5 separate regions of the Homo sapiens genome follow, and all the other regions are linked to region 1. A link is a contact called in ENCODE Hi-C or POLR2A ChIA-PET data. All regions are on one chromosome and are shown on one strand. The core of a region is the stretch at or near the end of the contact, and the rest is flanking DNA. Distances in the headings are between cores, read along the strand shown.

Region 1 (2,538 bases), core at 30-2,529:
GGCTGCAGCGGGCACGAGCCCCAGGCGGGCGGCGGGGACGCAGCGCCCGCAGTGCGACTGGCGCAGCCGCTGAGGCACGGGGCGCGCCGCCCGGACCCCGACCCCGCGGCGCTAGGAGAGGCGCGGGCGCCGGCTGGAGAGCCGCACCTCCCGCCCCGCCGAGGCTGCTGGCCACGGGCGCGCTCGCCCCAAGGGCCGGGCGGAGGACCTGTCCCGGATTCCAGAGGACGTGGGTGGGGAAGGGACAAGGATAGGGACAAGGGAGGGGACGCGAACTGGGCCGAGGTGTGGGTCAGTCCTGGTTCGGGAAGGGAGGCCGTTGGCAGGGCCATCAGGATCCTCTCTGGACATGGAAGGACGGGTCTGCCCTGGACCCAGGGATTGGGAAATGTGGGTTCTCTCAGAACCTGGGGAAGTGGGGAGAGGGTCTGTTCTGGAGTGCGGAGGGAGATCTATTCCGGGCCCAGGACAATGGGGGTGGGGGCAGGACGGGAATGAGGGGGCATTCCTGGTGCAGGGAGGGGAGACGGAGAAGTAGTAGGGGGTCTGCTCCGGGCCCGCGGGCTGGGGACCACGAAGTGTAGGAGGGCACCGTCCAGGACCGGGATGAGGAGGGAGAGGGGCCCGTTGTGGCCCTGGATAGAGGGGGAGGGAAAGTGCGCCCCGGCCCGAGAGGAGGAGCAGGAGGGTCAGTCCTGGACCCGGGCTTAGGAAGCCGGGAGGGAGGTTCGGATCCGCCTCAGAGACAGGGCGATGAAGATCTGTCCAAGTCTTGGAGTGGAGGGAAGGATGTCGGCGGTGGGGGAAGAGGCCGGCCACGGACAGGGAAAGGGAGTCCGTCTTGTAGGGCGGACGGGCGGTCCTGGGGAAGGGAGAGGCCGCGACGCGGGGGGCGTCCGGCCCGAGCGGGGCCGCTCACCTTGGGTTTGTAGAGCCACTTTCGGAACCTGTTCATCATCGCCGCGCCGGCCCTGGCCGGACTCCGGGCGGCCCTCGCCCTCCGCAGCGCTGCGCCCGGGCCCGGCTGAGGCGCGGGGCGGACGCGGAGGCACGGCCGGAGCCCCCGCGCTGTCGCAGGGAGGCTGGCTAGCGAAGCCCGGAGCGCCGAGCGGGCGGCGGGCAGGTGCGCGGGGCAGGTGCGCGGCCCTGAGTATGCTCTGCAAGCGGCGCGCCGGGCAGACCTCAGACCCGGGAGTGGGCGCTCGGGCGCACGGACAGACGCGGGCACGGGGGCGCGCGGCTCCTCGCTGCTCACTGACACCCAGCGCTCCGCTGGTCACGGCCGCCCCGCGCCGCACATGCGCCTAGGGCGCCGCGAGCCCCGGGCCCACCGCGCGCTGCGGGCGGGGCGGGCGGGGCGGAGGCGGCCCAATCCCTGCGCGGGCGCCGCACCCCGCCCGAGGCGCGCTCCCTGCCGGCGGGGCGACCCGCCGCGCCCGGGTATCCAAGAAACTACAAGTCCCGAAAGGCATGGCGGGGAGGTGGCGCCCAGGGCTTGGCGTCCCGGGCCGCGCCGCGGCGCTGTGTATTGTGGGAGTTGTAGTCCACCCGATGGCGGCGGAGCGTGCCGCCGGTTGCTAGGTGACGACGCCAAACAGCCGCGGCGTCCTGCCTACCGGGAGCTGACGGACGACGACTGCCAACACCTTAGCCCCAGCTGGCCCAGGAAACTGCTGCGGTGGCAGGTGGCGGCGGCAGGAGGGCTCGGCTGCCCCGAGCGCCCGCCAGGTACGGGGGCGGGACAGGTGCGGGGCGACGCGCCGCCGATTTTCATGACCTGCCGGCCGGTTCCCTCTCGCTCGCTGCTCATCTTGCTTCTCCCAAACACCTCTTCTGTCTTCTTCCCAGCTCCCCGATGAAAGTGAACGGTGCCTCTTTTTTTTTTTTTAAATCACCACTATCAGCGGTGCGTTCTAAAAAGATACTCTTCCGCCCTCGCTACTCCCCCCAGTGGTGCCCTAATTTGTACCTTAAAACGCTCACCTCAATCTGAGTACCTGCTATGTGTCAAGCAGAGAGCTAAAAACCCACACGTGGCCTCACTTAAACTTCCCATTGACAGCCAGAGAAGCAGGCACAACGAGGCCGGCGTGCCCTGGCTGTGGGGGTTGCATCCAGATCACGGCGGATCTGGGTCGGCCTGACCCCACAGCGCTGCACTTTTCCCTGCCGCACCACCACCACGTCTCTGGCTTGTTGTGAAACGTGCAGATGTAAGACACAGGAGATGGAAGTCATGCCCCCCTCGGTTCAGAATTGAGAAGTCTGACCTGTTCCTGCTTGTCCTCACTGGCCAGTGCCAGGTGCTCAGAAAGGTCCGTGGGCTCCATGACCACTTTATTCCAACAGACGCGATGTGAGCCTAGGCGCGCTGGCATCTAAGATTTCTCTTAGTTGGGGGTAGGGTCCATGTTTATTTTTGAGTAACTGATTGATTTTCCCTACTCTCCTCTTCCTACCACCCAGTCGACCCTCTGAAGGGCAAAACCCCTCTGGAGTTTCCCCTTATCTCCAATTCCTTCCCACTTGTTCTTTCTG
Region 2 (2,538 bases), core at 13-2,512, 870 kb after region 1:
TGGCCGCGCTCCTTCAGCCCTGCAGGTGAAAACAGTTCCCTCCCTGCTGTTACCTGTCCCAATTCAGCACCGCCCTGTGGCTTCCCGGCTCCCGGACCGCGCCTCTGCCAGCGGGAACCCTGCTGGACTCTTAATTAATTGTCCCACTGAGAATGCCATTGGTTTCCTCCTGGGATCCAAACTAATCACACAAGACTAGATGATGGAGAGCTGCCAAGAAACCATGGGGCGGTGGCGGGGACGGAGGGGAAGCGTTTTGAGCCCATCAAGGCAGGTGACAGGAAAGAAGCAAACCCGAGAGGGGCCGAGTCCCTGGGCGGGCGGCAGGGCTGGAGCGTGAACAGCAGCGACGGATGCGTCTCGAGGGAAAAACGCGGCGGGAGAGAATGAGGGGAAGGCAGGAAGGAAGGGGCAGGGAGACCCAGCGCCGGGGAAGGAAGACACGAAGAGGGCGAGGAAGGAACTCCGGCCTAAAGGGTGAAGGCGGCGGCTGGGACAGGGCCAGAGGCGCAGGCCGGGGCCGGGCAGCTCCTCCTCTCGTGCCAGCGGTGCCTCCGGTCCCGCCCTCGCTGCTGCCCGCGCTCCGGGAGGGGCAGACCCGCTGGACGCCGCAGTCACCGCGCCGCCTTCGCGGGCGTCCCGGGGCCCGGAGGGAACGGCCTTTCCTGGCTGTCCCCGTGGCTTCGCCGCGGGAACTCACGCCGCCCCCGAAGCTGCCGCCAGCTCCGGGCATCTGCCCAGCCGAAAAGCCAGGGCGCCGGGGCCTGACTCCCCACAGCCAGGTTTCCCGGGCACAGAGACCCAACGGGAGCGGGACTTCCTCGGACACCGACGGCGAAGGACAGAGACAGCCCAGGCAGGGGCGGCTCCTCCCGGCCACACCGACCTGCCCTTCGCAGGGTGTCCCGGGCCAGCGGAGGCAGAGAAAACCAGCTTGCGGGAACGCAGTCGCTCCCAGCACCAGGGCCGGGCCAGTGCGGGTACACACCGTGCGCACCAGCGCCGCCGCGCCCCCAACGGAAGTCCCGCCCCCGGCCGTGGAGGCCCCGTCCCTCGCTTCTTCTCATCCCTGCTTCCCTGGCAGTCCCGTTACCACGCTGTCCCGACGCGAAGGCCCTCGCCCCGCCCCGTGCCCCGCCCCCGCATCGCCCCGCCCCAACCCCACCCCCTTGGCCCCGCCTCACCAGGTTCGCCCCGCCCCTCTCCGTCCCCGCCCCTCCTCCGGCCTCGGCCCCGCCCTCGCCTCGACCCCGGGGGGCGGTGGCTGCCGAGGCGACCGTTGCGCGCGCGGGCGGTGGCGCGGGCCGAAGCGCCCGGAGCGGGAGCGAGCGGCGCGGCCCGGTAGGTGTGCGGGGCCGGGGCCGGGGCGGGGGCAGGGCGCGCCGCCTCCGCTCTTTCTTTCGTCTCCGGGGCGCGCGCCCGCGCCCTCCGCCTCCCGGCCGATCCCGGCCAGCCCTGCGCGGCGCCCGTCCCCTCGGGGTCGCCGCCCGCCCGCCCTGCCTTTTGTTCGCCGGCCTGACTCAGGCTCCTGGTCCCGGGCCCGGCGCGGGGCGGGGCGGGGCGGGGGCGGGGGCGGGCGGCGCGGGGCGCGGGCCTGTGGGGCCTCCGGCCGGGCGGGTGCGCGGCCTCCTGGGGCCCCGCGCTGTGAGGCCCGCCCGGGCCCTTGGCGGGACCCGCGGGGGCGGCGCCGGGCAGGGGGTCCCGCGGGCGAGATGCGCCCGGGAGCGCTGGGAGGGTTCCCTCGTCGGACTCCACGAGCGGCCGCTTTGTTAGGGCAGAAGCTGCCTTCCGAGACCCGAACTCCAGACGCACTGCAGCGACCTGGGGTCGCCTCAGCCGCGGTGCCGCGATTGTGCAGTGTAGACAGAGGGGTCCCAGAGCCGTGCGGTGTAGACAGAGAGGGGCCCAAAGCTGTGGAATGGGGACAGAGAGGGGACCCAGAGCTGTGGAGTGTAGACAGAAAGGGCGCCCAGAGCCATGGAGTATAAACAGTGGAGTGTAGACAGAGAGGGGGCCCAGAGCTGTGGAGTGTGGACAGAGAGGGGGCCCAGAGCCGTGGAGTGTAGACCGAGAGGGGGCCCAGAGCCGTGGAGTGTAGACAGAGAGAGGGCCCAGAGCCATCTAGTGTAGACAGAGAGGGGACCCATAGCTGTGGAGTGTAGACAGAGTCTCATAGCCGTGCAGACAGAGAAGGGGCCCAGAGCCATGGAGTGTAGACAGTGGAGGGTGAACACAGAGGGGGCCCAGAGCCGTGGAGTGTGGACAGAGAGGACCACCTGGCCTCTCACCTGCTTGGTCACTTGCTGGGAATGTGTCCCTGGGCAGGTGACCACCTTCTCTGTGCCTGAGTTTCCTCATTGGACCTGTCTTTGGAGCTGCTGCAAGGGCTAAGAGTGTCTTTGTCTGAAGTCCTCAGCGTGGTCCATGCCGTCCTGTGCAGGGCCCTTCTGAGGCCACAGGGACGTGCAGGATGGCCGGCAAGGCCTGCACAGAAGGGGCGCTGGGGGGCCTTCCCAGGCAAGGCAGCAGCCCCACCAT
Region 3 (2,538 bases), core at 15-2,514, 660 kb after region 1:
GGTGCCCCACAGACCTCTGCTGAGCTGCTGCTGAATGACGCCCCTTGGGGGTCCTGCCGGAAGGTCAGAGCAGGGGTGCACTCCCATAAAGAAACGCCCCCAGGTCGGGACTCATTCCTGTGGGCGGCATCTTGTGGCCATAGCTGCTTCTCGCTGCACTAATCACAGTGCCTCTGTGGGCAGCAGGCGCTGACCACCCAGGCCTGCCCCAGACCCTCTCCTCCCTTCCGGGGCGCTGCGCTGGGACCGATGGGGGGCGCCAGGCCTGTGGACACCGCCCTGCAGGGGCCTCTCCAGCTCACTGGGGGTGGGGTGGGGGTCACACTTGGGGTCCTCAGGTCGTGCCGACCACGCGCATTCTCTGCGCTCTGCGCAGGAGCTCGCCCACCCTCTCCCCGTGCAGAGAGCCCCGCAGCTGGCTCCCCGCAGGGCTGTCCGGGTGAGTATGGCTCTGGCCACGGGCCAGTGTGGCGGGAGGGCAAACCCCAAGGCCACCTCGGCTCAGAGTCCACGGCCGGCTGTCGCCCCGCTCCAGGCGTCGGCGGGGGATCCTTTCCGCATGGGCCTGCGCCCGCGCTCGGCGCCCCCTCCACGGCCCCGCCCCGTCCATGGCCCCGTCCTTCATGGGCGAGCCCCTCCATGGCCCTGCCCCTCCGCGCCCCACCCCTCCCTCGCCCCACCTCTCACCTTCCTGCCCCGCCCCCAGCCTCCCCACCCCTCACCGGCCAGTCCCCTCCCCTATCCCGCTCCGCCCCTCAGCCGCCCCGCCCCTCAGCCGGCCTGCCTAATGTCCCCGTCCCCAGCATCGCCCCGCCCCGCCCCCGTCTCGCCCCGCCCCTCAGGCGGCCTCCCTGCTGTGCCCCGCCCCGGCCTCGCCACGCCCCTACCTCACCACGCCCCCCGCATCGCCACGCCCCCCGCATCGCCACGCCTCCCTTACCATGCAGTCCCGCCCCGTCCCTTCCTCGTCCCGCCTCGCCGCGACACTTCACACACAGCTTCGCCTCACCCCATTACAGTCTCACCACGCCCCGTCCCCTCTCCGTTGAGCCCCGCGCCTTCGCCCGGGTGGGGCGCTGCGCTGTCAGCGGCCTTGCTGTGTGAGGCAGAACCTGCGGGGGCAGGGGCGGGCTGGTTCCCTGGCCAGCCATTGGCAGAGTCCGCAGGCTAGGGCTGTCAATCATGCTGGCCGGCGTGGCCCCGCCTCCGCCGGCGCGGCCCCGCCTCCGCCGGCGCAGCGTCTGGGACGCAAGGCGCCGTGGGGGCTGCCGGGACGGGTCCAAGATGGACGGCCGCTCAGGTTCTGCTTTTACCTGCGGCCCAGAGCCCCATTCATTGCCCCGGTGCTGAGCGGCGCCGCGAGTCGGCCCGAGGCCTCCGGGGACTGCCGTGCCGGGCGGGAGACCGCCATGGCGACCCTGGAAAAGCTGATGAAGGCCTTCGAGTCCCTCAAGTCCTTCCAGCAGCAGCAGCAGCAGCAGCAGCAGCAGCAGCAGCAGCAGCAGCAGCAGCAGCAGCAACAGCCGCCACCGCCGCCGCCGCCGCCGCCGCCTCCTCAGCTTCCTCAGCCGCCGCCGCAGGCACAGCCGCTGCTGCCTCAGCCGCAGCCGCCCCCGCCGCCGCCCCCGCCGCCACCCGGCCCGGCTGTGGCTGAGGAGCCGCTGCACCGACCGTGAGTTTGGGCCCGCTGCAGCTCCCTGTCCCGGCGGGTCCCAGGCTACGGCGGGGATGGCGGTAACCCTGCAGCCTGCGGGCCGGCGACACGAACCCCCGGCCCCGCAGAGACAGAGTGACCCAGCAACCCAGAGCCCATGAGGGACACCCGCCCCCTCCTGGGGCGAGGCCTTCCCCCACTTCAGCCCCGCTCCCTCACTTGGGTCTTCCCTTGTCCTCTCGCGAGGGGAGGCAGAGCCTTGTTGGGGCCTGTCCTGAATTCACCGAGGGGAGTCACGGCCTCAGCCCTCTCGCCCTTCGCAGGATGCGAAGAGTTGGGGCGAGAACTTGTTTCTTTTTATTTGCGAGAAACCAGGGCGGGGGTTCTTTTAACTGCGTTGTGAAGAGAACTTGGAGGAGCCGAGATTTGCTCAGTGCCACTTCCCTCTTCTAGTCTGAGAGGGAAGAGGGCTGGGGGCGCGGGACACTTCGAGAGGAGGCGGGGTTTGGAGCTGGAGAGATGTGGGGGCAGTGGATGACATAATGCTTTTAGGACGCCTCGGCGGGAGTGGCGGGGCAGGGGGGGGGCGGGGAGTGAGGGCGCGTCCAATGGGAGATTTCTTTTCCTAGTGGCACTTAAAACAGCCTGAGATTTGAGGCTCTTCCTACATTGTCAGGACATTTCATTTAGTTCATGATCACGGTGGTAGTAACACGATTTTAAGCACCACCTAAGAGATCTGCTCATCTAAGCCTAAGTTGGTCTGCAGGCGTTTGAATGAGTTGTGGTTGCCAAGTAAAGTGGTGAACTTACGTGGTGATTAATGAAATTATCTTAAATATTAGGAAGAGTTGATTGAAGTTTTTTGCCTATGTGTGTTGGGA
Region 4 (2,538 bases), core at 30-2,529, 630 kb after region 1:
TGGACACAGTTTGAACTCTCAGCAGTGTACGAGTGAAGTACGGCTGCTGGGATTGGCCAAGACTCAGGTACTGCCACAGGTGCAGACTCCCAAGTGAGGATGTCAGGGTTTCAGTCTTGTCTACCAATTAAGTTAGGTTGCAGTTCGTCCACAAGGACTCAAATAGAGAAGTATGGAGTCCTTCTCAGGCCATATTTAGTTTGCTTTAACAATTCCACCCTTTTGGTCATTTTCTCAATTTTGAGAGATTGACCAAAACTTTAGTCATTGATGTCACTATCACCATCGTAAATGTACTTATTTGGTCCTGAAACCCTCTGAGAAACAGTAGAACAGTGAGTTTTGCAAAGGTAGGAACAAGGACTGAGGGTACCTCCTTATGCTGGAACGTCCTGTTTATAGGGGAATCTGTTAGGATCTATGTGTTTCCTTAAAGTCTTAGTTTGATTATGTCACATTTAGCATGAGTGACTCCATTTTTGTTTGGCTTAGTCTGTTGGGACATAGTGCATGAGCTCAGTCCAAAACAATGGCCTCCCATAATTTTATTTTAATAAATTCCCCTTTCTGTCCAGGTTCTCACTTAGGTGAGTGTGGGCGGCAAGCCACCCAGCTGCCAAGGCAAGACCCCGAGGGCACAAGCTGTTCCAGTATAATAAAAAATATATATATAGAATAAGAATAGTTATACTAGGCCGGGCGCAGTGGCTTACGCCTATAATCCCAGCACTTTGGGAGGCCGAGGTGGGCAGATCATGAGGTCAGGAGATCGAGACCATCCTGGCTAACACGGTGAAACCCCGTCTCTACTAAAAATACAAAAAATTAGCCGGGCGTGGTGGCGTGCACCTGTAGTCCCAGCTACTCGGGAGGCTGAGGCAGGAGAATGGCATGAACCCGGGAGGCGGAGCTTGCAGTGAGCCGAGATTGCGCCACTGCCCTCCAGCCTGGGTGACAGAGCGAGACTCTGTCTCAAAAAACAAAAACAAAAACAAAACAAAACAAAACAAAAAGAATAGTTATACTAGAAATAGATTATAGATATGATTAGATATGACTATTATCAATCATTAGTTTGTGGCATTACTCTATTCCAATATTATAATAATCTTTGTTCTACAATTATAACCTAGGAAAAACCAGGCCATACAGAGATAGGAGCTGAAGGGACAGGGTGAGAAGTGACCAGAAGACGAGTGTGAGCCCTCTGTCACGCTCAGACAGGGCCACTAGAGGGCTCCCTGGTCTAGTGGTAATGACAGTGCCTGGGAAGGCACCTGTTACTTAGCCGACCAGGGAAGGGAGTCTCCCTTTGGCCAGGGGAGAGGGGCGGAGGGGTTAGAGAAGACTCTGCTCCACCATCTCTTGTGGAAGGCCTGACATCAGTCAGGCCCGCCCACAGCCATCCGGAGGCCTGACCATCTCCCTGTGATGCTGTGCTTCAGCGGTCACGCTCCTGTTTCACTTTCATGTTCCGCTCTGTACACCTGGCTCCATCTTCTAGATAGCAGTAGCAGAATTAGTGAAAGTGCTAAAGTCTTTGAAATGCATAGAAGAAATAATGACGTAGGCTGTCTCCTCTCTCTCTCCGCCTCGGCTACCAAACAGGGAAGGGCACCCTGTCCGGTGGACACGTGACTTGCGTGACCTGACCTATCATTGGAGATGACTCACACTCCTTACCCTGCCCCCTTGTCTTGTATCCAATAAGTAACAGGGCAGCCAGGCATTCGGGGCCACTACCAGTCTCCGTGTCTAGGTGGTAGTGGTCCCCTGGGCCCAGCTGTCTTTTCTTCTATCTCTTTGTCTTGTGTCCTTATTTCTGTGATCTCTCATCTCCGCAGGTGAGGAGAAAAACCCACAGGCCCAGTAGGGCTGGACCCTACAGGCGAGAGTGTGACCAAAACTTAGGGCCTTAGCACCACTCTCAGTTACCATCGTTTTGGGTTTCTGGTCTCAGCACGTCATTCATAGGTTACGGTGTCCTCATGGTCACACATTTCTTTCAGCTTCTGCCATTCCAGTTGAAGAGAGACCATTTGTTGTTCTAGAGATGGCTGCATGCAGACATTTAAAACCTTTGAGAGAATGCAGCGCACCAGGGAGACTATTATTATGATTACTGGGAGGATAATACCAAGAGTTTGCAGTATGCTCCTTACCCAGGGTCCCTATACACCAAACCACCCCAAATCAAATAGATCAGACAATGAGCTAGATAAGAGGCTACTCACTCAACTAAGTGGCCTTTTCATTAATCTCCCACAACTGAATCTCTATAATACCTGATGTATTTCTCCCTAGGCCACAGGTGCCAGCAGCTGCACAGGTACTACTTTTCTGTTTAGTCAATTCTATTATTTAGCATACCTTTCACAAGGGAATTGAAAGTCTGTTGTGTAACTATAGCCTTTACAGTAGAGTCTGCTATACAGCCTATCATGAGGGATACATTTCTGGTTATGGCCTCTTTTACTCTAAACCATGGAAAAGTGATGCCCTTCTGGAAGAGTAAAGCCCTCCTGGCAATGCCCTCTT
Region 5 (2,538 bases), core at 27-2,526, 520 kb after region 1:
GCGGGGAACCCGGATCCCGATCCCGATCCCGATCCCGATCCCAACCCCAACCCCAGCCCCGGCCCGCGCCCCGCGATTCCGGCCCCTGGCCCGGACTCGGTCTCCCTGGCGGGGGCCATGGGGTGCACACCGGACGCAGGAGCACCCCCAACCCCGCGCGCCTCCCACTCCGCCATCCCGCGTGCGTCCCGGTCCCGCCCCCACCCCGCGCGCCCCCGGTCCCGCCCCCCACCCTGCGCGTCCCCGGTCCCGTCCCCCACCCTGCGCGCCCTCTAACCCCCACGCCGCGCGCCTCCCACCGCCCCCACCCCGCGCGCCCCTGGTCCAGCCCCACACCCCGCGCGCCCCCTACTCCCCTACCCTGCGCACCTCTCACCCGCCCCACCCCCGCGTACCCCGGGTCCCGTCTCCTCCCCCACCCCGCGCGTCCCCTGTCCCACCCCCAACCCGAGCGCCCCCTACGCCCCCCACCCCGGGCGCCCCCGGTCCCGCCCCGCACCTGCCGCGGCTGCGCGCTCGGGACGGACGGTCGCACAGACGCGGAACAGGGCACCAGGCACGCCGCCAGGGGCGGGACGGCCACGCCCGGCCACGCCACGCCCCGGAAGTGACGTACATCTCTGCACGTTCTCTTCCGGCCGGAGTCAGTGGCGGGGTTCTCGCCGGTCCTGCGGGTCGCTGCTTGGCTGTGGGTTAGCAGCACCCTGAGCGGAGCGGAAGAGCTGCCCGCCGCCGCGTAACCCCGAGGCCGAGACTCCTGGCCTGGCCTCCTTGGGCCCACGACGCCTGCCCCGCGGAGCGGACCCATGGGCCTGAGGTTTGTGTGCGGGGCCTCAGGCGAGCGCTGGCGCAGCCTGTCCCCCATCGTCTGCGCCCTGCGGGCCTGGCCCTCCCCGTGGAAGGACCGCGGGCTTCGGGGCCCCACGCTGGGGGGCTGACTCCTGCCACACACACAGCGGTGGCCGCGGGCCTGGGGCGGCAGCACAGCCATTCTGCTCGGGCTGCGTGAGCTGACCCCGCTCTCTGTGCACCTACTTTTGCTGCGTTTGGTGCTGAGCCTGAAGTCCCAGGACAGGCGGCTGAGGGGGAAAGATGGTGTGAATTGGGTGGGCAGAGACAACTGAAAGCCACAGGACCCGGTTGGCACCTTTTTGGCCGCCTGCGCCTTTGCCTGCAGCCCCGCTCCCTGGGTCACCCGAAGGAGGAGCTGGCGCTCTTTCCGGGCGCAGAAGCACCCGACCCACGCTGGAGGAAACGGTCCCTCTGGGCAGGAGAAGCTTTGGGCCTGGCTGGAGCACACTCACGGAACCACGCCAACGCCTGGCCTGTAGCCAGCTCCCACCTCCCCTCCCACCTTCTAAAATGCTTGCGGATCTCACGTGGCCGACCCTAACCAGATACACATGGGGAAAGGAATCAGGTGGCACACATACCGCCTTTACTCCATAGAGAACTTCCAATTGTGGGTAAGAACAAAGCCCCACCTCTTCCTAATAGATGCAGTTTTCCACCTGCAGCCAAAAAGACAACCTGTTATTAGCTTTTTTCCCAGAGGACAGGCATCTCTATGAAACTGCCATTGCAAAATTTGCCGACAGTGAGATAACCAGCTCCATTTTGCTTCTAACCTCCATGCCCTCCTTGTTTACTGCTGCACGCAGGTTGAACTGTGGGAGGAACTTAGTTTAAAACAAAGATGATAACAGCCCTTTCCCAAAGGAAACCTTTCCTGGGGATTAGCCTGCTTTTGTGGGACCAACAGATTAGCCACAAGATTAGAAACTACGGTTGAAGAGTCACGCAGCGGGAGGCTACAGGATTCTGACCCTCCCCAAACTGCTCCTGGCGATAACATCACCATCGTAAAGCCTAAGATCAGCACTTGGTGGGTCACCTGGCACCACCCAGGCTCATCTGATGTTGTGGCACCCAGGAACTGACTCAGTGCGAAAACAGCTTCGACTCCCTGTGATTTCATCTCTGACCTGACCAATGGGTACTTCTGACTCACTGGCTGCCCCCCACCCACCAGCTTATCTTTAAAAACTCCAAACCCCAGATGCTCAGGGAGACCGAGTAATAATAAAACTCCAGTCTCCCACACAGCTAGCTCTGCGTGAATTACCTTTTCTCTGTTGCAAATGCCCTTTCTTGATAAATTGGCTGTCTAGGTAACAGGGAAGGTGAACCCACTGGGCAGTTACACTTTTATCCACCCTTCCAGCTGGATCACGCGCCCTCTTCAATGACATGACACGCAGCTAGAGTGTATGAGCTTGCTGCCGGCACCTTCCGTCCTGGATCGCATAGCAAGGCCTCAATGGACAGCCAGGTGCCTGGTCCGGTCCCACTTTTTTTTCTGTCCTGTTCTCGTTTCCTCTTTGCTTGGCCAAAGAGGGTTGGGCCAGGGTCCTGAGTGCAAAGGCTTGGCTTGGTGAATTAAAGTGGCAGTAGCCGTGTGGCAGAGAAAATTTGTAGATGGGTGAAATCCTGGGCCTACACAGTGACAAAGTGTATATAGACAGCCAGCCTAGTTGG

Evidence for each region. A loop is a pair of places that touch in the nucleus more often than their neighbours do. ChIA-PET counts read pairs that join two places held with the same protein, here RNA polymerase II (POLR2A). Pooled maps may share reads with other maps.
Region 2: a pooled map shows a loop between it and region 1 (11-fold over the local background). The contact joins the promoter of RGS12 here to the promoter of ZFYVE28 in region 1. A Hi-C loop is called at or near these places in 1 of 37 single-sample maps with no recorded cell type and 16 of 50 pooled maps.
Region 3: a map of ascending aorta shows a loop between it and region 1 (3-fold over the local background). The contact joins the promoter of HTT here to the promoter of ZFYVE28 in region 1. A Hi-C loop is called at or near these places in 3 of 168 maps with a recorded cell type or tissue (ascending aorta and naive thymus-derived CD4-positive, alpha-beta T cell), 7 of 37 single-sample maps with no recorded cell type and 19 of 50 pooled maps.
Region 4: a pooled map shows a loop between it and region 1 (4-fold over the local background). The contact joins the enhancer-like site here to the promoter of ZFYVE28 in region 1. A Hi-C loop is called at or near these places in 1 of 168 maps with a recorded cell type or tissue (naive thymus-derived CD4-positive, alpha-beta T cell), 2 of 37 single-sample maps with no recorded cell type and 10 of 50 pooled maps. POLR2A ChIA-PET finds 5 or more read pairs at or near these places in 1 of 52 experiments (H1).
Region 5: a map of CD4-positive, alpha-beta memory T cell shows a loop between it and region 1 (7-fold over the local background). The contact joins the promoter of NOP14-AS1 here to the promoter of ZFYVE28 in region 1. A Hi-C loop is called at or near these places in 3 of 168 maps with a recorded cell type or tissue (CD4-positive, alpha-beta memory T cell, naive thymus-derived CD4-positive, alpha-beta T cell and uterus), 2 of 37 single-sample maps with no recorded cell type and 13 of 50 pooled maps.

The regions. Positions count from the first base shown.
Region 1 is chr4:2,417,366-2,419,903 of GRCh38, forward strand. ZFYVE28 (zinc finger FYVE-type containing 28) reads right to left here and starts at 1,280. Exons shown (of 13, transcript NM_020972.3): 1 at 920-1,280. The coding sequence starts at 958. It overlaps CFAP99 (cilia and flagella associated protein 99), which reads left to right and starts at 1,590. Exons shown (of 16, transcript NM_001193282.4): 1 at 1,590-1,728. RefSeq lists silencers at 1,005-1,164, 1,285-1,514, 1,755-1,804.
Region 2 is chr4:3,291,759-3,294,296 of GRCh38, forward strand. It overlaps RGS12 (regulator of G protein signaling 12), which reads left to right and starts at 1,263. Exons shown (of 18, transcript NM_001394154.1): 1 at 1,263-1,341. RefSeq lists silencers at 569-678, 859-1,338, 1,349-1,398 and an enhancer at 2,052-2,538.
Region 3 is chr4:3,073,417-3,075,954 of GRCh38, forward strand. HTT (huntingtin) reads left to right here and starts at 1,265. Exons shown (of 67, transcript NM_001388492.1): 1 at 1,265-1,672. The coding sequence starts at 1,410. It also overlaps HTT-AS. RefSeq lists silencers at 321-940, 1,091-1,530, 1,641-1,710 and enhancers at 1,871-2,100, 2,111-2,160.
Region 4 is chr4:3,046,337-3,048,874 of GRCh38, forward strand. It overlaps HTT-AS. Among named protein-coding and RNA genes, the nearest start is that of HTT, 27 kb to the right of the region's middle. RefSeq lists an enhancer at 1,374-1,733. Within about 2 kb of position 1,280, at least 14 of the 41 ENCODE cell types and tissues checked have a DNase peak (open chromatin) inside an H3K27ac peak, as active enhancers do.
Region 5 is chr4:2,934,270-2,936,807 of GRCh38, forward strand. It overlaps NOP14-AS1 (NOP14 antisense RNA 1), which reads left to right and starts at 1,277. Exons shown (of 4, transcript NR_015453.2): 1 at 1,277-2,538. SLC75A1 (solute carrier family 75 member 1) reads right to left here and starts at 556. Exons shown (of 13, transcript NM_001146069.2): 1 at 500-556. RefSeq lists enhancers at 1-136, 1,394-2,538, 2,396-2,538 and silencers at 1-196, 426-735, 896-1,005.